Regions from separate parts of the Mus musculus genome. Here region 2 is linked to region 1. The links are chromatin loops, found by intact Hi-C in ENCODE. Cell type or tissue: heart. All regions are shown on one strand. Links, peaks and the distances in the headings refer to the core of each region. The heading gives the core; the rest is flanking DNA.

Region 1 (8,489 bases), core at 193-8,192:
AGATTACCATGCACTTAGTGACATAAAACAGCATATATCTATCTATTGACTTACAAGGTCATAGATGGAAATGAGACTCAGGGTGTGGACATCTGACTTTTCCCAGGCTCCACTTCCTTTGGAATACCTGGGGGAAAAGCTACTTCCCTTCTTCTCTAGTCCCTAAAGGCCATCTACATTCTTGGCTTATGACCTCAGGCCTGAGTCAAAGCAGAAACTCAAAACTCATGAGTGCGTCCTCACATCTTCTCTGGCTCCGACCCTTCAGCTTCCTTCTGGAACCCTTGAGATGTTGAACCTGGAGTAAAGAGATAAGCCAGGGTCATCTCTCCATTTTGATCCTTAACTTAGACATGTCTGCAGAGTGCTTTTCACTCTAAAGGGAAATGCCTTTGTCTATTTAGGCTGCTATAACTAACTGTAAAGTGGACAACTTTGTGAGCAGCAGAGGTCTATTTCTCATAGTTCCACAGGTTGAGAAATCCAAGATGAATGTTCCTATAGTTCTCTGGTGACTGGTGAGCCTTCCTTTAGCTTATGGTGAGGGAGCAAGATGGCTTTCTGAGAGCCATTCTTTGATGGCAATGGTCCTAAGTCACCTTCCAAAGGCCCCAACTCCTAACATCATCACGTTGGTGGTTTTCAGTGATACATTCTGAGGAGACAAAGACACTCAGACCAAAACAATAAAACCATTGGTTCCATACCTTGAGACGGTTGTAAAACTTTTTCTGAGAGGCTGTAAAGAAATGTCCACTCACTCCATACAGGGCACTGATAACAGACAAAAGTTCCATTCATGTCCAGCTTTGCACACCAGTGGGTTTCCTGCGGTTCTTACAGGAGTATGGATGAGTAGCTACTTTCAGGAACACAGAAAACTCAGAGGCAGCTACCTTGCTGAGAAGCCCATTCCAACCTGAGCGACCACTCTGAAAAGCTACACCCCGAAAGCTTCTGCAGAATTTGCAGGCAGCTCCACAGGTTAGTCTTCTCTCTATAGCAGTTCTGACTATTGTCTTAGGGAGGTCCTGTAAGTTTTGGGGAATTCATGAGACTTATAAGTTGTATACATCCCAAGCTTTTTAAATCTTATTGACCTCCTGCATCTCATGAGCCCCTCTCTCTCTCCCTTACAATTCTGAGACAATTGCCACACAATAGGGATCATTACTGGGTTGGCCAGGTCTCCCTGTCTGAGAGTGAAAGGTTAAGGACTATCCAGACAGGATGTTGGAGTATCCACACTTACCAAGCCTTCTGATTTCTGGGACTTTACAGAATCATGAGCATTCTGATTGCATCCAGACCAGGCATCCAGAGTCAGAACCTTTGCCATGACACCTGAATATACATATATATGTATATATGTATATATATTCTTATTGCTCATAATGTTGAAAGCCCTCACCCCTTGGGGGCCCATTGGCAATATTCACAGTTCACAGAGTCATGAAAAACGTCTACAATTCCTTTGATACTTGGGAGCCTGCAGGAGGCAGGGACTTGGCCAAATATATTCCTACTTCTTCGTGGACCTCTATTTTTGACAAAATTTCTCAAGATGATAGTGGTGTACACAGAAGTGCATCCTGAAGGGAGACACTGGTCTGCATGCAGCCTCCTAGTGTAAAGTCCATCCGTACCCAGAGAGGGGCTGTGTTACCAAGGAGATAGAATGCCTAGGCAAAGAATTTGCTTGGGATGGGGTTCTGAAAGCTAAGGCATCTTTTCAGAGCCCTGACTGAGACACCGAACAGTGAGCAGTGAGTGCACACACACATGAACATGTGTATGCATGTACACACACACACATGCCATGCACACCACACATCACACATGCCACACACTTCTTTTTCCTTTTTGTCATGTGTCTGCATGCGTGATGAACATATGTGTGTGTGTACATGCATGCACATGTTCATGTATCTGTATATGTTGTATGTGCATGTTTACATGCATGAGGGTGTACCACTGTATGTGAGTATATGTGCACATGTGCGCAAACACATGCAGGAGTACAAGGCTGACATGGGGAGTCGTTCTTGCCGGCTCTCCATATTATTTAGTGAGGCAGGATTTCTCAGTTGATCCCAGAGTTTGCCATTTTAGCTAGTACCACTAGCTAGCTTGCTCTCGGGAATCCCTTGTCTCTGCCCTTCCAAGAGCTAGAATTGCAGATGGGCCGTGTTCACCTAGCATTTGGGGGAGTTCTGGGAATTCAAACTCTAGTCCTCAAACTCGTATGGCAAGCACTGAGCCATCTCCACAGCCCCTCGGGACCATATGCTTGGGCCTTGAGGGAAAACAGATTCGGATTCATGTCTGCAGGGCATAATGCTAGGAAAGTCCGTGTGGCCCTCTCCCTTCTGGTTCAAAATGACATCAGCTAGAACTGCTACTAAGGAAAAAGATACACAAGGGGGTACTCGCCCATCAAGAGCATGGCACGAGTTTATGATGCTAAGAATTTAGAATCATCTGTCTGCAAACATGCAAGATCCTTTAAAAAAATCATACCAAGTGTACTGGCTAGTTTTGTGTCAACTTGACACAGCTGGAGCTGTGAGAGAAAGGAGCTTCAGTTGAGGAAATGCCTCCATGAGATCCAACTGTAAAGCATTTTCTCAATTAGTGATCAAGGGGGAAAGGCCCCTTGTGGGTGGGACCATCTCAGGGCTGGTAGTCTTGGTTCCATAAGAAAGCAGGCTGAGCAAGCCAGGTGAGGCAAGCCAGTAAGTAACATCCCTCCATGGCCTCTGCATCAGCTCCTGCTTCCTGACCTGCTTGAGTTCCAGTCCTGACTTCCTTGGTGATGAACAGCAGTATGGAAGTGTAAGCCGAATAAACCCTTTCCTCCCCAACTTGCTTCTTGGTCATGATGTTTGTGCAGGAATAGAAACCCTGACTAAGACACCAAGGGAACTCTGAGATTATCCAATAAAGCAGAGGGCCAACCCCAAAGGACCCCCAGCTGTGCCTCCATGTTCTCTTGTTCCCTCAGAAATTCAGACATGATACTGGTCTTATACATTCATATTGAAGTGTTGTGAACGTGTGTGTGTGTGTGTGTGTGTGTGTGTGTGTGTGTGTGAGAGAGAGAGAGAGAGAGAGAGAGAGAGAGAGAGAGAGAAAGAGAGAGAGAGAGAGAGGTCAACATCAGATGTGATTCCTCTGAACACTGCTCACCCTCTTGAGGGGTACAAAGACAGGCTTTCCCACTGGCCTAAACTCTCTGATTCAGCTAGGTTGGCTTTCTGAACCGAGAGACACAGGTCTGTCTCCCAGCACTAGGACTTTAAGGGTTCACCAACCTGCCTGGCTTTTTAACTAAGCATTGCCCACCCCCCACGCCCGCCCCACAGCCAGGGACCGTGCATATTAACCATACAAAGTAGCACAGAAAAGGACACAGGAACTTGCCTCTAATTCCCAAAGCGTGGAGCCTGCCAGAGACAAATGGCGAAGGCTGTTTGAAGGCTGTTTTAAAGCTAATCTGCTTGCCCCTGTGTTTTTGAGTTGTTCATTTGAAATGTGCAATTACCTGTCATCATGGGAGAATCTCAACATGGAAACACTCAACAGGAGCCGAGGCAAAAGAAACCTAAGAAAGCACAGATCTTAGACATCAAACAGACAGTAATTCTCCTGGTCCTCCTGTACAGTCTTACATGCCACCCGTGAGTAAACAAGGCTCTGCCTGTCACTCTGTCATTTGTGACACACGCAGTCCTCTTGATTTAGAAGTCTTCAAAGCAACAGTGTCCTACCACAAAAAAAAAAAAAAAAAAAGTAACAAAGATCACAAGTAACATTCCCAAAGTGTCTCTCTAAATCCCTTCTCTGAGCCTTCAATTAAAGGAGAGGGCCGTCTGGATGGCCGAGGCTGCAAGTTCAGCATGCGGTCATGGGGTGAGAGCAAGGCGCGCGCGTGCGCGCACACACACACACACACACCTACCTGTACACACTTATAACCTGTGATTTATAGAGTTTAAGAAACTGGAAGAAACATCCTATTAAATAAAGGTTGTGTGAGGTATGTCAAAATACAACACAATCTTTTCCCTAAATGGAACCTTCTGGTTCTTTGGGCTTTAAAAGATAAGCAGTTGCCCTTTGTCCAAGATTTTGACAATTTTGAACCTGCTCATCCACATTTAAACCTCTGGGGGGCAGTAGAGGTTCACAGTTGAAATGATACTCTGTGTGTGTGTGTGTGTGTGTGTGTGTGTGTGTGTGTGTGCTTGTGTGTGTTCATTAAGGTGTGTGTGTGTGTCCACATGTCTGCGGTGTCTATGTGTGTGCACCCGAACATGTGTGCACATGTGTATTTATATATGTGTGCATGCACACAAGTGTGTCTGTGGTGTGTTCACAGGGTGATATACCTAGCAGTATGTAAGTATGATGCATTACAGATGTCCTCATGTGTGCTTGTGTGTGGAGCAAAGGTGGGTCAGGTGGTGGATGGCCTCAGAGCTGCAAGCAGCCTGTGAGCTGAGCTGACAGAGCTCAGGAGAGCCAGAAAGATCATGGCTTCTAGCCAGTGCCATGTTGGCCAGAGCCAGATGCCTTGCAGCAAGGCAGTCTAAACAGCAGAACCCAGGAAAGTGCTCTCTGGAGCTCACTGGAATGCGCTTTTCATCCAGGGACACTTTCTTGGGGAGCAGGGGAGAGGTGGTGGGCTGGGAGTTTTTCCTTACCCCCTTCTATTGGCCCGCCAAGGAGAACTGTGTCTTCTATCTCTGAGACCACAGATCCTCCAGCTGTTTGCAGGGGAGAGATAACTGACCTTAGGCTGAGATCTTGTGAGGGCCACCTACCCTGGGCAGAACAATGCAACAGCAGCAGAGCCGCCCCCAAGCGGCCTCTCTCTTGGAGACTGTGGATGTTGATTGCTTTGTTGAGCTTCTTCTGAGAAGACAATGGGGAAAAGAAATCGGGCTTTAATCCTTTCGTCTGGACCATCTGATAAGAAGGTCCAGGAAAGGGGCTGATAAAGAAGTTTGCAGATTACAATGAACAGAAGAGAGAGAGAGTCCAGGCAGCCCCAGGTGCTGACTTCTGTGCGGACCTGTGGAGCCCCTCCTTCATTCCTCTGCAAGGCCAGACTGCACTGCCGACTTGGAGAGCCGGAGGAGAATTAAACGAGACACTCAGGGTGTCTGGGAAGGCTTTGTACTCTAAAGTGTGGGTGTGTTTCTACTGCTGATATTGGCAATGCCTGACAAGGCTTCCTGCTTTGGCCTCCTTCACTGAGAGACCAGCTCAAGCTTCTGTTCACTCCCTTTAATGGTCCTGGGGAGCTCAGACTACACCCAGGCTCTGGACAACTTGGCCAGTCCTCAGATAAAGGACTGCAGGAAACTTAGGAGAGCTTAGCCCTGGAGCTCTGGTCCCACCCAGTCTCACCCAGTGGCCTCTCTTGTTCACAGGAGTTCATTGGCAGCCTCAGGCTGCTAGCTGGGTCCTAGGGCCTTTCTGAAGGTGAGACAAGGCGATCAACCCCAGCCCTGACAGCTGGGCGTCAACACTTGCAGTAAGGGATAGGAACACAGAGAAACTTGCCCTGGGGTGGCCCCTGAGTCCTATTCCTACTCGTTTATTTATTTGGAACCAGGGAGACAGCGTGAGCTGGGGCGCACTGTTCCCACAGTGGCCTTTGACCTTGGAACAACCTGCTGCTGCCAGAGTCTCTGTAGCTCAGCCCTGAGACATGGGAGTATCCCTTTGCAGGCTGGAAAAAAATGGGGGTGGGGGGATCACCTTGACTGTGCAAGGCCTCTTGGTGCTTGGATGCTCCTGGTGAACTTGACCTCTGTCCTTAATTATTTGCGTCATGACCACACATATCCAGTTTCTTCTCACCCAGGCTCGGCCTCCAGTGAGAGCTTCCTGTTTGTTTAAACGCACGGAACAATTCCTACTAAGCTCCACAGTTCTATTTTAAGTGAAAAAGATTTTCCCAAGCCAGCAAAAGCAGCTCCACTTCTCCTATCATCTCCCCAAAGGCGGCCAAAGTACCCAAGACTTATCCAAGGTAGCCAGGAAGATTTCTTAAGAGAGGCAGCTGTTCGCAGAGACTGTTTTCAAGGAGCATCCAAACCTGATCTGGAATATTCCATTGTGCAATGGAGAGTGTGTTATCTTCCCCAAAGTGCTATTTCCAAGGATGAGCCAGTTTAAGCAAGACATAGAGTCCTCACTGCTCAGCCCACATGGTTCAAGAGTCTCTGGACCGGCCAGACTTCCCAACCATGCCAGCTATAAGGAAGACAACAGGCGAGCTGTCCTGTGATGGAGGAGGGGGAGTAGGTGGCTGCACAGCTGAGATGCATGCAGGTCTCCACATCTTCAGACAAATCATATTATCATATCAACATAAATGCTGAACGCACACATGTGCGAGCGCACGCGCACGCACACACACACACACACACACACACACACACACACACGATTCTTTCCTTCCTCCTATTCTGCCTTTATTTACTTAACCATGTTGGGTCCATCCCAAAGAACTATGTGTTGGGCTGAGGAAGGAGTCTGTTACACAAGCATGAAGATCTGAGTTAGATCCTCTAAATTCACATTTAAAAAGCCAGATGTAGAGCCAGATGTAGGGTGTATAACCCCAGTACTAGGGAGACAGAGACAGTAAACCTCTGGGATTTAATGGCCGTTCATCCCAACCAACTTGATGGGCATCAGACCAGTGAGAGAGCCTTCCTCAGTGAAAAGGTGCATCCATTTCTCTAGCAGTGGTTCTTCAGGGGTGCTGGTGGAGTAGGTTTATCTCTGTGGGTCCCATCTTGCCTCTGAGGACTGTGGGAGGTAAACCAGGACAGGGTGGTTCTCGCTGAGATTTCACACACCTTCTCAGGGGAGTCTGAGTCCTTGCTGAATGGGAGGGAGGGTCCTTTCCATCCATGGGAACCCCTAATGGGGGTTAGAAACATATACATTTGAACATATTTTGCATTCAGTTATGTGCTGGCCTCAGAAAGAAGTGCAGAAAGAGGTAAGGACAAACTGCTGCTCCAACGGATGAGTCAGCTTTCAGTCACTGTGACAAAGCGCCTGAGGCTGCCTTATAAGAAGAAAGGTTGATGGAAGCTCATGGCTTTGGAGGTCTTGCTCCATTCTCCCTTCGCCCTGTTGCTTCAGATGCTTCTCTGTGGTGATTTACACATCACACTGTAAGACAGGTGATAGGAGGCATGTTCACCTCATAGCCTTCTCTGATGGATGGCAGCCAAACCTGTAACACAGCCGTCTTTCTCACGAGTCTGGGAACCCTCTGAACCGTTCACAGCAGCAGTCATCATGGGCCCACCTAAGCTCTCGCTCAGAAGGAGTAAGAAGCTTTATGGGCTCCTGGGAGATAATAGGCCCACCAGGATGAAGGTCACTGCTCAGACATACTTTCTTCTGCCACCCAGTGCCTCTTTCCTTCCCTTTCTTATGCATGTGTGCATGTGTATGTGCATGCGTGTGAGTGTGTGCATACATGCCAGAGGTCTACCTCATGCCACTCCTCAAATGTTGCTATCCTTAAGTTTTTGCTTAGTTTCTTCCTTCTGTTCCTAGTTGTACTAGACAGGATCCTAGGACTTTGCCAAGTAGACTAGTCTGGCTAGCCCAGGGAGCTGCAGAGATTCTCTTGTCTCCACCTCCCCAGGGCTGGGATTACAAGTGTGCTCTATGCCTGGCTTTAAATGTGTTCTGGGGATCAAATGAAGGCCCCAGTGTTTGCACCTTAGCACGAGGCATCTCCCCAGATACCCAGCATCTCTTCTTTTCCTGAGGTTTGCTCCCTCTATTCCTGCCTCCCCACCCTCCCATGCTTACCTCTCCCCATCCTCCAAGCTATGAGAAGGATAGCTGATTGTGAGCCTGAGGAGCAACCCAGTAAGCATCATTCCTCCACTGTTCCTGCATCTGCTTCTCCTTGAGTTTCTGCCTTAGCTCTCTTCAGTGATAGACTATGATGGGACCGTGTAAGTCAAAAATACCCTTTCCTATCCACGCTGCTTTTGGTCATGGTGTTTTATCAGCATGCAGCAGAGAGCCAACGAGGAAAGAATCTCTAAGAAGTTTCTCCCTGAAGAAGGAGTTGGGGGTGGGGTGGAGCGGGGCAGGGCAGAATCCCTGGATGGATGGTCACCTCTCACACAGCTCTGTTGCTTTGTCAGTGACCTCCCCAGCCATGTCCCATGCCCCTAACATTCTAAGCTCACTTGTGAGCCTCACTTTCTGAGGGGTCACATGCTTTATTAAAGCTATCTTCCAGTGGACACAGGCCAGGATCCCTCAGGAGATGTTTCAGCTAAATCAAGGTTCCATCATGGCCCCTTCATTCTGGATGGGTTCTGACAGGCCTAATACTGTGTACAGATATTCCCTGAATGCAGAAGAGTGAGCTCAGACTAGACACATCTATTAAGTTGAGCCAAACACATATTAAAATAGGCTAGTTCTAGCCG
Region 2 (8,489 bases), core at 432-8,431, 570 kb after region 1:
AGCAGTTAAAAGCACTGACTGCTCTTCCAGAGGTCCTGAGTTCAAATTTCAGCAACCACATGGTGGCTCACAACCATCTGTAATGAGATCTGGCGTGTCTGAAGACAGGTACAGTGTACTTATATATAATAAATAAATAAATTTTTAAAAAAAGGAGAAGAAGAAGAAGAACTTCACTCCATGCTTGGATATGTAGCACTACGTACAGGTGACCTTGACATAAAGGTCAGTCCCTTCCTGCTACTGTCCCAGGTGGCCCAGTACCCTGCACTACTTCGAGGTGCTTACAGAAGCATGGCACAGCCACTACGGAATTCAGCAGAGGCCCTGGAGACAACCACACATCTACTAGGTGAACTGTGACTTGGACTATGACTTTGATGCAGCTAGTAATCTGCCGTACTGTACACACTGCAGTACGACAACACTGTGTGATGATACAATTAGGGTCCAAGCATAGGAAATGCAACAGAATGGCCTATTTTCTCATGTATCAGCCACCGGAGGCCTTGAAATCTCTGTAGAAGGTGCCTAAAAGAATGCCAAAAACAGGAAGAGGAAACCCCTTCTGAGAAAGGGGAACAGGAATGGGTGCACGGCTTTATCCTCCCCTCTGCTCCCATGCTGTCTGGTACCCTTCTCTCCCTTGGGTAGGAATCTGCCACACGTCATTTTAGGGACTTGGCTTATGGTTGGGATCTGAAATGCCATCCAGAGGGGTCTGTGTTTGAACACTGTGGTGGGACTGTCTGAGGAGACTGTGAAGCCTTTATGACATGTAAACTAAATGTTGAAAGGAGGTCACCCTTTCTGAAGGTTACACTTGCTTTCAGTTAAGATGTGCAGTTTCCTGTCCACACAATGTGAACAAGCCACCATCTTATATCCTACCACACCTTCCTTCCCATTTTGATGCCCTGTACCCTCTGAAGCCAGGGGACAGCTATCTTCCCTCCCTGTCTATGTCAGGTATCTTAGTCATAGCTAAGTAACTAACAAAATAATCCAACACTTTAATTCTCTAGAATCATGAGACAGTCTTTTTTAATAATTAAAAAAAAGTTTAATTTGGTGGACTGTAACAGACTACTGCAGTGACCTCTGCTAAATCCACTGTTAATAGTGCAATAAGACAGAGATGTAAGGGGCTGGTGAGATGTCTCAGCAGGTAAGAGCACTGACTTCTCTTTTGAAGGTCCTGAGTTCAAATCCCAGCAACCACATGGTGGCTCACAACCACCCGTTGACGCCTTCTTCTGATGTGTCTAAAGTCAGCTACAGTATACTTATGTAGAATAATAAATCTTTATTAAAAAAACAAAAAACAACAAAAAAACCCCAACAGAGATGTAAGTAAAAAGCATAAGATTTAAATATTACTACTTTGGTTTTCAAATGCACCATATTTACTTATTTGTGATTGGGGGTGGTGGTATGCAAGGGCCACCTTTGCAAGCGCTTGTTTGGAGGTCAGTGGACAACAAAAGGTCACTATCTCTTTGAATGCTGGGAGACTGCAGTACTAGAAAGGGTGCTTTAAGTGGAACTCAGAACCTCTTCCTTCTGAGGCACTCACTCCCCTAACCTTTGAGCTGCTAGGGTTAGAAGCAGCTCATCAGATGGTCCTTTAGAAGACAGCAGCACTAGATGGCACCACTGCTACCATCAGGCTGGCTGGCCCAAAGTACCTTTTCCCTAGCAGTGTGGCTGGTCTTCATGGACCACAGTAGGTTTTTACACATCAAGCGTTTGAAGTGATACAACGCCTTTGTGTGCAGACAGCAAAAACACAGACAGGCCCTTCTACTCACCTCTACCATATCTGCGACGGGCTTGCCGACGTCTCCTAGGAGAGGCATGTTACTGGCAGCAGGGCCAAGAGGCCCCCACCTGGGCGGCTTCTGTGTCTCTGGCATGTTACTGTTCTTTGGACTCTGCAGTTCAGGAAAGTCTAACCTACTAAACTCAAATTCAGGTTTAGAGGTAGATGCACTCTTCGCAAGGATTCTGGACTTGCGGTCGGGTCGCTTGTGGTAACCATCTGTAATTACAAAATGAAACGTTGGGATACTGTCAGGATGTGCCTTGTTCATTAGCACTCAAACATGAATTTCAGAGAAACCAGGGCTGCAGCAGGCTGCTGTTAACACAAGCTCGCTCCTCCTGCTCACTGTAGCAGCACTGGATACAGATGACAGCAGGTATCCACCAGAATAACACTAAAGCTGGTGAAACCAGCCAAGCCTGACTGCACAGCTGGCCACCTTAATCACTTCTGAGCTAGGCAAACTTCAGGGGAGTCTCACAGATTTTCAATCTGTGAGTAATTAACTCCCCCTTTCCATCTGCAAGAGCAAAGTGGATGGAGGTCACTGATCTCAGCCTCTTTCCCATACTTCAAGCCATGGATAGTGAAGTGACAGCAGTATCATGAAGCCTCTCATAGAGTTCCAAGGCCAAAGCTGGGACACCTAACACTCAAAGTTCCACTTTCATGTGCCAGGTGGGTCATGAGCAGAGTAGATGAGAATAGAAACATTTCTTAAACCAAGTGATAGAATTACACACAAGTTCATAGAGCCAGTTAAATACACACACACAAAGCTGTTAGCTGGGTGTACTGGCGCACACCTTTTATCCATTTAGGAGGCAGAAGCAGAAAATCTCTGTGAGCTCAAGGCTGGCCAGGTCTACAAAGTGAGTTCCAGGACAGCAAGAGCAACGCAGCGAGACCCTGTCTCAAAACAAAACCAACAACAGCAACAACCGAAAAGAGCAAAAGCTGTATATCATCGTAGAGCTAGTTGTGGGGCTGGAGTGGTGGCTGCTCTTACAGAGGACCCGGTTCAATTCCCAGCACCCACGTGGCAGCTCACCACCACCTCCAAATCCAGCTCCAGGATATCTGACACCTTCACCACATACGCATGCAGGAAAAATACCAATGCACGGAAAATAAAAACAACTCATTAAAAAAGGAAAGAAATAGTTCTTTCTGTGATCAAGCAGTAATTTACAGATGAGCAGATGCAACTGGGAACACGGCTCAGCAAACACTCTGTAAAGACTCGAAGCATAAGAGATCTCAGAAATATCTTTTCCTAAGCATAATGCTACATATGCCAATAATCGCGAAAGTTAGGAAGCTGAGGTCGGAGGCCCAAAAATCCAAAGCCAGTCTGGTCTCTATAGTAAGGCCTGGTCTCAAAACTAAAAACAACATAGGTGCCAGGTAGACTCCTAGCCTTCAAGAAGGTGGAACAGAAAGTTTTAAGCCAGTAGATGGATGTGTAGACTCCGGGAGCCAGAGTGCCCAGGTCAAGGTTCATTCAGCATGGGACTTTAACTATACTTACACCTTTGTGCTACTTCCAGTGTCCCCTCGAAATGAAGAGGCACGTTCAGGAATGAGCATGGACACACGCGGTACAAAGACTACGGTTGTGAAGCTTGAAGTTACCACCTGCATGCTGTGTGATGGTTCTAACAGGCTAAGGAACCTCTGCCTATACAGTGCAACACACACCACACTCTAACAACCCACCCCAGGTCTGATGGCCTCAGCTAGGCCAGGTTCCAGGCACATTTCTTGGAGCCGTCATGATGAGTATGCCCATGGGAATGGTACTGATTCGGGAAAGTGGGACAGCCTGCCATTATACCAGAATTTGTCGGCTTTACCAGATTTCAAACTGCTCTCAGTTCGAGAGGACAGGTGACTGGACCCCCTGGCTGGTCTCGCCTCACAGGGCACCGCATTGTCAGCCCTTCTGCTGCTTGACTTTTGCTCTTCACATGCTCTTCTCTCATCAGAGGGTTTTTTCTGCAGGAGAGATTTAGAAAAAAAACACACACACACAAAACTATGAAACACGAAAACTACTACTGGGGCTGGAGAGATGGCTCAGAGGTTAAAAGCACTGACTGCTCTTCCAGACATTCTAAGTTCAATTCCTAGCAACCACATGGTGGCTCACAACCATCTGTAATGGGATCTGATGCCCTCTTCTGGTGTGTCTGAAGACAGTGACAGTGTACTCACATACATGAAATAAATAAGTCATCAAACAAACAAACAAAACAAAACTCTGATAATGAAACTTTAACACAGCAAACCAGTAAGTATTCACAATTCAAACATTTAAGAAAAGAACAGACCAAACCGTTTGTAAAAAGGCTATCACCAAAAGGTAAGCAGTGCTTAGCTATCAGAGGACACACTGACTTCTGACACTGGCAACAAGGACTAAGAGGAGGAGCCGCACCCTGCAGCAGCACTTCCTCACCTTAAATACACCTTTTGCTTCCTGAGGTGGAGGGCACACGTGCTCATGCCGGGGCTTTGCTGTCCGAAAGCCTGGGTGACACCGTGCTTGGCTGTAGTCGTACTGCAGGGTTGGCACTGAGCAAACACTCTGTGCGGACTCTAGGGTGTAAGTGGGATAGGCAAAAGGATGCAGCGCTATCTCAGAAGACACGTACTGTGCTGGAAAGGTGGGGGCTCCGAAAGCCATGTCTTCGGGATACATTTTCTGTCTAAAAAGTGTAAATTTCAGTTGCAGATTTCATAACACAAATCAAGAACATTATTTTTAAGACGCTAATTTAAACTTTTTAATATTTTCTTTTAAGGATCACTTACTTTCGCATTGGAAACTCCCCTATCAACAACCAAATGAGGGCTAGAGAGCTGGCTCTGTTAGTAAAGCGCCTGCCTGGCACATAAGCGCAAGGCCCTAAGTTTGGGCTCCAGAGCCAGTGTGATAAGCAGTGCACGGCAGTGCGCTCTGGGACTCCAACCAGAGGGGGAGCGCAGGTCCTTGAAGGTCACTGGCCTGCCAGTCTCGCTGACTGAGGGACTTGAGCTTCAGTGAGACTGCTTCTCAAAGAATAAAAGAACAATTGAGGAAAGACCCAACTTCTGCCACAGGCTTCCGCATGCAAGTGCACACATGTGCATTTACCACACATACCCCCCCCACATATGCACGCACACCCACCTACCCACCCACCCACCCACCCATCCAAACAGGACCTCTTTTTTTCTTCCTGCAAAGAATACTGCTGATTTTTTTTTTTCCGAGACAGGGTTTCTCTGTGTAGCCCTGGCTGTCCTGGAACTCACTCTGTAGACCAGGCTGGCCTCGAACGCAGAAATCCGCCTGCCTCTGTCTCCCAAGTGCCAGGATTAAAGGTGTGGGCCAAAACTGCCTGGCTACTGATAGAGTTGAACGAATGAACTAGGACCAGGGTAACAGAGCTCAACGGTAGATAGCCTTCATAAAACGCACAAGGCCGTGGCTTCCTCCTATGGCACCACAGAAAAGGTAATCTCAAGTAAAAAGTAAGTTCAGATGCCATGGCAGCACAGCAAGGGCATGCTCCCACAGTTTTGCAGCCGACTGCTGGTTTAGTACCTGACAGTGTCTCAGCAACCTAGACACAACAGCCGAAAGGCCATTCCCTTGGCTGAGGAGTTGCACTACAGCCTGCACAGTCTTCCTCCAGTCCTGCCCTTTCAGCCCCTCACATCCTGCACTATGCTGCCCAGAAGGCCAGAGTACAAAGAGGATCCTGCACACCACGGAGGCCAGGAGCCGTAAAAGATGGGCACCTTGGTAATTATTCAGTAGACTGGGGATTGACCCTGAGGCCTTGTGTTTGACAGAAAGAGCTGCACCACGGAGCTCTGTCACTGGAGACAGGGTCTCGCTAAGTTGTCCAGCCTGGCATGTTATCTATCTGATCCTTCATCCATCTGTCCTTTTCCCATTTACCCTTCCTTCTTGCCGTTTCTTTTCCCAATACAAATGTGAATTTGTTTGGTTCTGTCTTGCTTTGGTAGCTCTGAAGATCAAGCCCAGGGCCTGACAAATGGCAAAGCAGCATCCTCAGTCCCTACACGCGTGAACCAGTATCAACTGTAAACAAATGACCCTGCAACTGTACTTTCTAAGTTCCGTAGTGTCGGTCCCTTCCTGGATGAAGTTTTTGCACAGAATTTAGTCAGGCTACAGAGCCCAATCTTTGCTGGTTGAAGAGCCTCCTTTCCTCACCTGCAAGCCGTCCTGTAAGATGTTATGTATGTTTCAGTGTGTGAGGCTCTAATCACTACCTCTGGGAGAGAAACCCTCTGCATGAGGCAAGGCATCGAGAAAATACATACTCAGCTGCTGGTGGTTCCTGTACAAATGGATAGTAGGTGGCCGCACAGCCTGGGAAGACACGTGTCTCTGAGGACTCTGACCACGCCACGTTGAGCCCAGCAAACTTAGGGACGAATGGTTTGACATCAGCTGACAACTTGATGCTATCCTGAGGATGAGAGGGTGGGGATGGGCTTTAACGCTCCTGAGATTCGCCAAATGCCATCAAATACAAACCACAAGAAAGGTGCGCCATTCTGATAGGCCCATTGGTGATTACAAAGGTGCAGTGCAAAGACAAAAATGTGTTTGGCAACAATATCTCCCTGATGTTTTTATTATTAAAAAAAAAAAAAAGGTTACTGGACCTTACATGTGAAAAAAGGACAATGAATTAAAGTCGAAGGAAACCCCAACCTTGTTATATAACAAGAACCACAACTCGGAATGCTTCTGAGGATTTAAACTTGAAGATAGTTATTTTTACCTCTTCCATCTTTATACATGAGATATATAAGAACCCTGTACCTAGTGTCGCTAAACTATACCCAAAGGACGCTCAAAGTTATTATGTAAAACACACCGCTGACATTTATTGCCATCTAACTTCTCAACAAAAATCACCACATATTTCATCTGTAGTTAGTAAACCACACGGAACCTCTGAGAGAAAAATCATCCCACAGCCATGAGCCCTTGGAACGCAGAGTATGGGTTATTCTGACAACTTTTATCACCGCGTTTGGCCAATTTAGAGTGGATTTCTGGGACGGCCGGCGCGCCATCTAGCGGTCATGGCAGGCGCGGACGCGGGTGCGAGGTGCCCGAGGCCGTAGGTAGCCTATGTGTTATCATTTCGCTGGCCGAACCGTGAGAGGGTGGTCAAGCCCCCCATCCCCGAACCTCAGGCCCGGCGGCCCCGCGCGTGTGCCTAGACCCGCAGCCCGCCCCTTACCTCGCCGTCCGGCTCCCGCGGCCGCTCCGACGCCATGGCGGCCACGGAAGAGCCCGCGCCGTGAAGCTAGCGGCGCGCCTAACCAACGACTCAGCGTTTCCGCCTTCCTGCGCGGCGGCGCCAGGACGTACGTCACCGAGGCGCGACGGAGGCCTTCCCTGCCGGAAGTGCTCGGCGTCCCGGGCCTCCGGAGCCGCACGTGGAAGACTGGGGCAGCGACAGCTCTAGGGGGTGGCTTGTGGTGGGCCAGGAAGGGCGCGGCTGAGCTCTTACGTGGGGCGGGCTTGGTGATGTGACACTAGGGGAGGCCAGGCTCTGGGCGCCCGCACTGATGCAGTGCAGGAGGGAGACTCCTAGTAAGAGTGAGGCCGGCAGACCTGCTCAGTGGTGAGCTTCCAGGAGCATCTGCTCCTGTGGAGTTTCTAGTAGGATGTCATGGCGGGTGCCTGCAGGCAGATGAAGAACCTTGGAACTAAGAGGAGTCAAATGTTTAGCTATGTGAGACTTCTGCTGGGGCCTGGACAACAGGAAGCTCTCGCAAAACACAACTCCAAAATGAAACCAAGAGCACAGAAACAGGTCGAAGGACAGAAAAAGGTCGCCTGCAATGTGGGGGCATTTGGCAAACAGGCCTTGGAGTCAGTCTGTAGGGTTAGAATTAAACACCAGCCCTTTTTTTCAAGCAAGACACCAGTGCCAGTTCATGGTCAGTAGCCCTGTTAGGTCTAGTGTATCCCACACATGGAAGGCTGTGGCTCTGTAGTGTTTACTGTGTTCAATGAGAAATCACCCCTGCTAATGTCTAACTACAGTCTTGTTTCTGGCCACTCATACTTTTTTTTATGGCTATCCACTGATGTGTGCTTAATTTCTTGGTTCACACAAGATGCACGAATGTGGCACCTGAACTTTTAAGATACTTTTCTCTGAAACCACTAGACTTTTTGTAGACTTGTGGACACTATCAAGCGGTGGGTTTTTCTGTTCACTTGCAGAATCCAAAGTTATTTAGGAAGTAAACTGGCAATAAAGCTGTAATATCCTCATTTGGAGCTTAATATTTCTTTTTCAAGTATGTTTATTTTCTTATATTTCTTTTTCAAGTATGTTTATTTTCCCCAGGGGTAAAAATAATCAAGTCAAATTAATTTCAACAATGGTGATATAAATGCAATATACAAACTTTATTTAACAAAACAGGTAAAATAAAACAGGCATTTATATTAAGAAAAAACTACAAGAAACTATCTTGAACAACTTAAAACAACCCTACTTGCAGTTGCATTTGACTGAGCTCTGTTGCTGTGAAGAATACAGCGCATGCACAGGTATGGATGAAAGGTTTGTACACTTTTCAAGTATTCACTGAATACTACCTTATATACACA

What was found. A loop is a pair of places that touch in the nucleus more often than their neighbours do. Peaks named below come from ENCODE experiments on the same cell type or tissue, not always from the same donor. Only the 100,000 strongest peaks of a DNase experiment are listed, where the experiment ranks them.
Region 2: it touches region 1 in a loop (2.6-fold over the local background); 6 of 42 quality-filtered maps call a loop at or near these places.

The regions. Positions count from the first base shown.
Region 1 is chr13:52,219,549-52,228,037 of GRCm38, reverse strand. Gm33041 (a long non-coding RNA gene) reads right to left here and starts at 5,170. Exons shown (of 4, transcript XR_382371.3): 1 at 5,078-5,170; 2 at 4,827-4,917; 3 at 3,545-3,766; 4 at 61-298. In heart, for the core only: a CTCF peak has its summit at 4,126 (motif pointing right); DNase peaks (open chromatin) are centred at 4,527, 5,467 and 5,557; H3K27ac peaks cover 1,771 bases.
Region 2 is chr13:51,650,433-51,658,921 of GRCm38, reverse strand. It overlaps Cks2 (CDC28 protein kinase regulatory subunit 2), which reads right to left. Exons shown (of 3, transcript NM_025415.3): 3 at 8,260-8,489. It overlaps Secisbp2 (SECIS binding protein 2), which reads right to left and starts at 7,214. Exons shown (of 17, transcript NM_029279.2): 1 at 7,102-7,214; 2 at 6,167-6,315; 3 at 4,287-4,536; 4 at 3,682-3,823; 5 at 1,812-2,041. The coding sequence starts at 7,137. In heart, for the core only: a CTCF peak has its summit at 4,085; DNase peaks (open chromatin) are centred at 4,801 and 7,251; H3K4me3 peaks cover 2,035 bases; H3K27ac peaks cover 1,257 bases.